Regions from separate parts of the Homo sapiens genome. Here region 1 is linked to region 2. Evidence: chromatin loops called from intact Hi-C (ENCODE). Cell type or tissue: natural killer cell. All regions are shown on one strand.

Evidence for each region. A loop is a pair of places that touch in the nucleus more often than their neighbours do. Peaks named below come from ENCODE experiments on the same cell type or tissue, not always from the same donor. Only the 100,000 strongest peaks of a DNase experiment are listed, where the experiment ranks them.
Region 1: it touches region 2 in a loop (12-fold over the local background); 2 of 110 quality-filtered maps call a loop at or near these places.

The regions. Positions count from the first base shown.
Region 1 is chr22:23,955,411-23,957,910 of GRCh38, forward strand. GSTT2B (glutathione S-transferase theta 2B) reads right to left here. Exons shown (of 5, transcript NM_001080843.4): 5 at 2,004-2,500. The coding sequence ends at 2,313. Among named protein-coding and RNA genes, the nearest start is that of GSTT2B, 4.5 kb to the right of the region's middle. RefSeq lists enhancers at 1-473, 474-1,081, 1,082-1,689. In natural killer cell, a CTCF peak has its summit at 1,371 (motif pointing left); a DNase peak (open chromatin) is centred at 1,341.
Region 2 is chr22:24,524,453-24,526,952 of GRCh38, forward strand. It overlaps UPB1 (beta-ureidopropionase 1), which reads left to right. Exons shown (of 10, transcript NM_016327.3): 10 at 1,259-2,500. The coding sequence ends at 1,342. Among named protein-coding and RNA genes, the nearest start is that of GUCD1, 29 kb to the right of the region's middle. RefSeq lists an enhancer at 1,287-1,466. In natural killer cell, CTCF peaks have their summits at 1,197 (motif pointing left) and 1,400; a DNase peak (open chromatin) is centred at 1,159.

The sequences.
Region 1 (2,500 bases), 570 kb before region 2:
GAAAGCAGGCCAGAGTGTCCCTCAAAATATGAGAAATCACTGGAAGAGAGAGCCAGAATGGGACCTAAGACAGAAGCCACCACCAGGCACCCTTAAGGCAGGACAGTTGCAATGGTTACTTGGAATACTTCCGGCTAGGAGTGGTGTTGCGGGAAGTCAGGGACCCCAAACAGAGGGACCGGCTGAAGCCATGACAGAAAAACGTGGATTGTGAAGATTTTATGGACATTTATTAGTTCCCCAAATTAATACTTTTATAATTTCTTATACCTGTCTTTACTGCAATCTCTAAACATAAATTGTAAAGATTTCATGGACACTTATCACTTCCCCAATCAATACCGTTGTGATTTCCTATGCCTGTCTTTACTTTAATCTCTTAATCCTGTCAACCAAGGAGGATGTATATGGCCTCAGGACCCTGTAATAATTGCATTAACTGCACACATTGTACAGGATGTGTGTTTGAGCAATATGAAATGTGGGCACCTTGAAAAAAGAACAGGATAACAGCAATTGTTCAGGGAATAAGAGAGATAACCTTAAACTCTGACTGCTGGTGAGCCAGGCGGAACAGAGCCACATTTCTCTTCTTTCAAAAGCAAATAGGAGAAATATCGCTGAATTCTTTTTCTCAGCATGGAACGTCCCTGAGAAAGAGAATACGCACCAGGAGGTATCAGCTTATAAACAGCACCCCTGGGCGTGGCCTGTCTCTTATGGTCGAGACTGCAGAGATGAAATATACTCCAGTCTCCCATAGCACTCCCAGGCTTATTAGGAAGAGGAAATTCCCACCTAATAAATTTTGGTGAGACCGGTTGGTCTCAAAACCCTGTCTCCTGATAAGATGTTATCAATGACAATGGTGCCCGAAACTTCATTAGCAATTTTAATTTTGCCTCGGTCCTGTGGTCCTGTGATCTTGCCCTGCCTCCACTTGCCTTGTGATATTCTATTACCCTCTTAAGTACTTGATGTCTGTCACTCACACCTGTTCGCACACTCCCTCCCCTTTTGAAAATCCCTAATAAAAACTTGCTGGTTTTTGTGGCTTGTGGGGCATCACGGATCCTACCAACGTGTGACGTCTCCCCCGGATGCCCAGCTTTACAATTTCTCTCTTTTGTACTCTCTCCCTTTATTTCTCAAGCCGGCTGACGGTTAGGAAAAATAGGAAAGAACCTACGTGATTATTGGGGCAGGTCCCCCGATAGAGTGGCACATGATGGGCACAGGGCAGGCTTGGGAAATGGGGGGCCGTAAGGCCACAAGACATGTGGGCAGGTAGCCCAGAGTGTGTCTGGAACATCCTGTTTATTGGTCGGCAGTGACATCTACTGTCACATTTGAGAACTGCATCCACAGCCACATGACCTCCTGTGAAGACCTCAGGGCAAACTGGGGAAACCTGCCCTTCTTGGAAGGTGATACTAGGGGGGATGAGCAACACCTTTCTTGGAGGTTTGAATTCTTCAGGGCCCCTCCAGCATCTTGGTCTTCCTAATTCCTCCCTTGATCCCCCAGCCCTAGGGGTGGTAGCTTCTTGCAGTGTTTACCTCCGTGTTAATCTGGATTCTCTCTGTCTTCGGAGTTCTCTAATGCCTGGTTACCAATTCTTTATATCAAGTTCTCTCCGTTAAAATCATTGTGGTGGGGTCCATCCCATGGATATACATGGAGGTCTGTGTGACAATGTATAATCTTACTATTTGCAGTTATTACAAAACTGTCCTAGAAGACATGAATGCTTGTTAAAAGAAATCTTTTAAGTTTCCTAGACTTCAAAGACCGTTGCTATGCCCTGTGAAACATCGCCTATATCCTTTAACAGTTTGCAATTCGAATTGGTTACTTACTTAACATTTTGTTGCCCTGGTGATACAATTATGTTGACTCGTTATTGTGAGGTTACTTTGTTATTAACCATGATGAGGATTACTAGCACATACTTTTACTCCATATGTATAACACAACAATGTAGTAAAACCAATAACTCTTGGTTCTCTATTCAAAGTGTTTGGAATCTTTATTCTGTTTAAAACACTGATGACATTTGCCAATTTTTGAGTGTTCTTCATGTTACTGATTTGTAGGAGCTCTTTATATATTGCAGATTTAGTCTCTTACTGGTTATGTATGCTGCACCTGAGGAGTAGCAGCACTGCCAAGGACACTGAGTGTCTTGTCTGTGCAGAGCTTCACATGAAGCTGGAGAGAAGGGACTGGGGCAAGAGGGAAAGATAAAAAGGGGCAAGTAAGTAACAGAATGAATCCTTGTTGCTAATCTCCTGGCCCCCATCCCAGACCCTTCAGGGGATCCTGGCGATTCGAAGCAGCATAGCCTGATAGGCCTCTGGTGAGGGTGTTGGGAGGGTTTTCTTGGCCGCCTGTTCCAGGATGCTCAAGATGATGCTGTGGGCCTCCTGGCATAGCTCAGCACCCAGGAAAGCCTCCACTCGTCCACGCCATGCTGCCAGTCGTGGCCGTCCCTCAAACA
Region 2 (2,500 bases):
ATTTCCACCAACTCAGCACCCCTTTTTCTTTTTTGGTGGAGTAGGGGGCATGGAGACAAGGTCTTGGCTCTGTCATCTAGGCTGGACCAATGGCACAGCCATAGATCATGGCAGCCTTGACCTCCTGGGCTCAAGCCATCCTCCCACCTCAGCCTCCCGAGTAACTGGGACTATAGGCGTGCACCACCACCACACCCAGCTAATTTTTAAAATTTTTTATAGAGACCGAGTCTCACTATGTTGCCCAGGCTGGTCTTGAACTCCTGGCTTCAAGCAATCCTCGCACCTCGGGCTCCCAAAATACCAGGATTATAGACATAAGCCACTGTGCCCTGCCTCAGCAACCTTTTATAAGCAAATTGTATATGCAAATGTCCATTGTTATAACTGACTTTGCCCGGTGTGACTAAAAGACCACCAGGGCCTCTAATCCACCCAGACATGGGCTTTTGGCCTTGATCCTGTTTTCTGAGCATGGGTTCCTCAGTCTCGGATCCTTGTCAGACAAACAAGGTATTGGGCATGAGAGAGTCTCCTGACCTCTCTCTCCTCTTCCTGGGCAACTAGGATGAATGTAGGATTCCACCCAAATCAGAAGGGAGCCAAGAATGCTGGCCAACTCTTTTTAATAAGTATCCCAGGAGCAGTAAACCAAATGTTTTCTCATTAGACACTTCTTAGAAGCAGAAGCCTTCCCAACTTTGGTAATGGGCCTGAGCTCCTGTCAAGGCTTTTGGGAGTAATCCACCTTGGGAAAGGAGGGAGGGAGGGAGGGTGTGCTGGGTGTGAGCACTGTGGGTGGGCTTTCCAACTCCACCAGCCTCTGTATCCACGATGAGATGCCACATGGAGTAGACAGAACTCCAGGCCCATCCAGGAGCCCCTGGTTCAAATCCCAGCCTTTTCTACAACTGGCTAGTGACCTGGAGCAGGTCACTCCTCTCTGGGCTGTAGGATGCTCTTCTGGGGAGCAACAGGACCACGGGACTCCCCTTCTCCATCCTGCCTCAGCAGACCACACTTTCTGGATAGACAGGTCGAAGGGGTCACAGCAGCCAATGCTGGGCTGTATGAGTCATTGTAGCATCTGTGAACTTTGCCACAGTACTAGAATCAGTGCCAAGAGGTCACTGTCAACGAGCCTTCCTGATGCGTTCCTGCCCCATGACTGCCCTCCAGTGGCAAGAGGTGGTGGCGTGTAAGTGATGGGGATTTATAAAACCAGAACCTCTAAAGTACATCTGTGTTTTGCTTTCAGATGACGGGCAGGTATGAGATGTACGCACGGGAGCTCGCCGAAGCTGTCAAGTCCAACTACAGCCCCACCATCGTGAAAGAGTAGCCGGCTTCAGTGCCTGCCTTGGGGTGAGGAAGACACCTCTGCCCCAGTGGATTAGCAAGTGTGGCAGGCTTAACATGTCCAGGTTCTCCCCAATAACATTGTCCAGGTTGGTTTTAAAATTCCCAGGCAGGGGGAGAGTGGCATGGGGAGTGACTTCTTAATGGGTAAGGGGCTGCTTACTTCTGGGGTATTGGAAATGTTTGGGGACTAGGTAGAGGTGAATGTACTAAATGCCACTGAATTTGTATACTTCAGAATGTTTGTTATGTAAATTTTACCTCAACTAAAAAAAAAAATGCCCAGGTACTGCTTGTGCAGGTGGATTTGAGGTTAGGCAGATGATGCTGTCCATCCCGTACACCAGTGGGAAGAGGGTGAGGGCTGATCCAGAGACCCTGAGCCTACAGCAAGGCTGTGGTGGGTCGGATGGTCTTTGGATGTGTCAGCTTAGCTAGGCCACAGTCACCAGTAATTCAATCAGACACTAATCTAGGTATTTCTGTGAAGGTATTTTGTAGATGTGACAGAAGTCCATTCCCAATTGACTAAGTAAGTGAGATTATCTCAGATAATCTGGGTCAGCCTGACCTGATTAGTCAGAAGGCCTAAAGAACAGAGCTAAGGGTTTCCCTGAGGAAGAAATTCTGCCTGAGGACAGCAGCCCAGTGCTTGGCGAGAGTTCCTGACAGTCTGCCCTTCTGATAGCCTGCCTCACAGAGTTTAGACATGACTAGCCAGCTCCTACAATCACTGAAGTCAATTCCTTGCAATAAATCTCAATATATCCCCTACTGGTTCTGCTTCTCTAGTTGAATCTGACTGATACAGATTTTGGTGCCAAAAGTGGTTCTAGAAAAATAGAATCTTAAAGATGAGTTTTCTGCATTGGTTCTGGATTTTTTTAGAATTCTTCCCTAGTTTGATTGAACTTAAAGGCATCAATGACTCTATTTCCATAGAGTCAGGGTAAAGAGGGTAGTTGGTAGTCCATGGCATGGTGCAGCAATAGTTATTTATGTGCGAGACTAGCCATCAGCCATCAGTTTGTGCCCAGAGTTCCAGCCTGCCCTTTCTGATGGCTTGTCCTGTGGATATCAGACTTGCCTGACCAGATTCCATCATCATAGAAGGTAATTTGTTGCACTAAATCCTTTTATA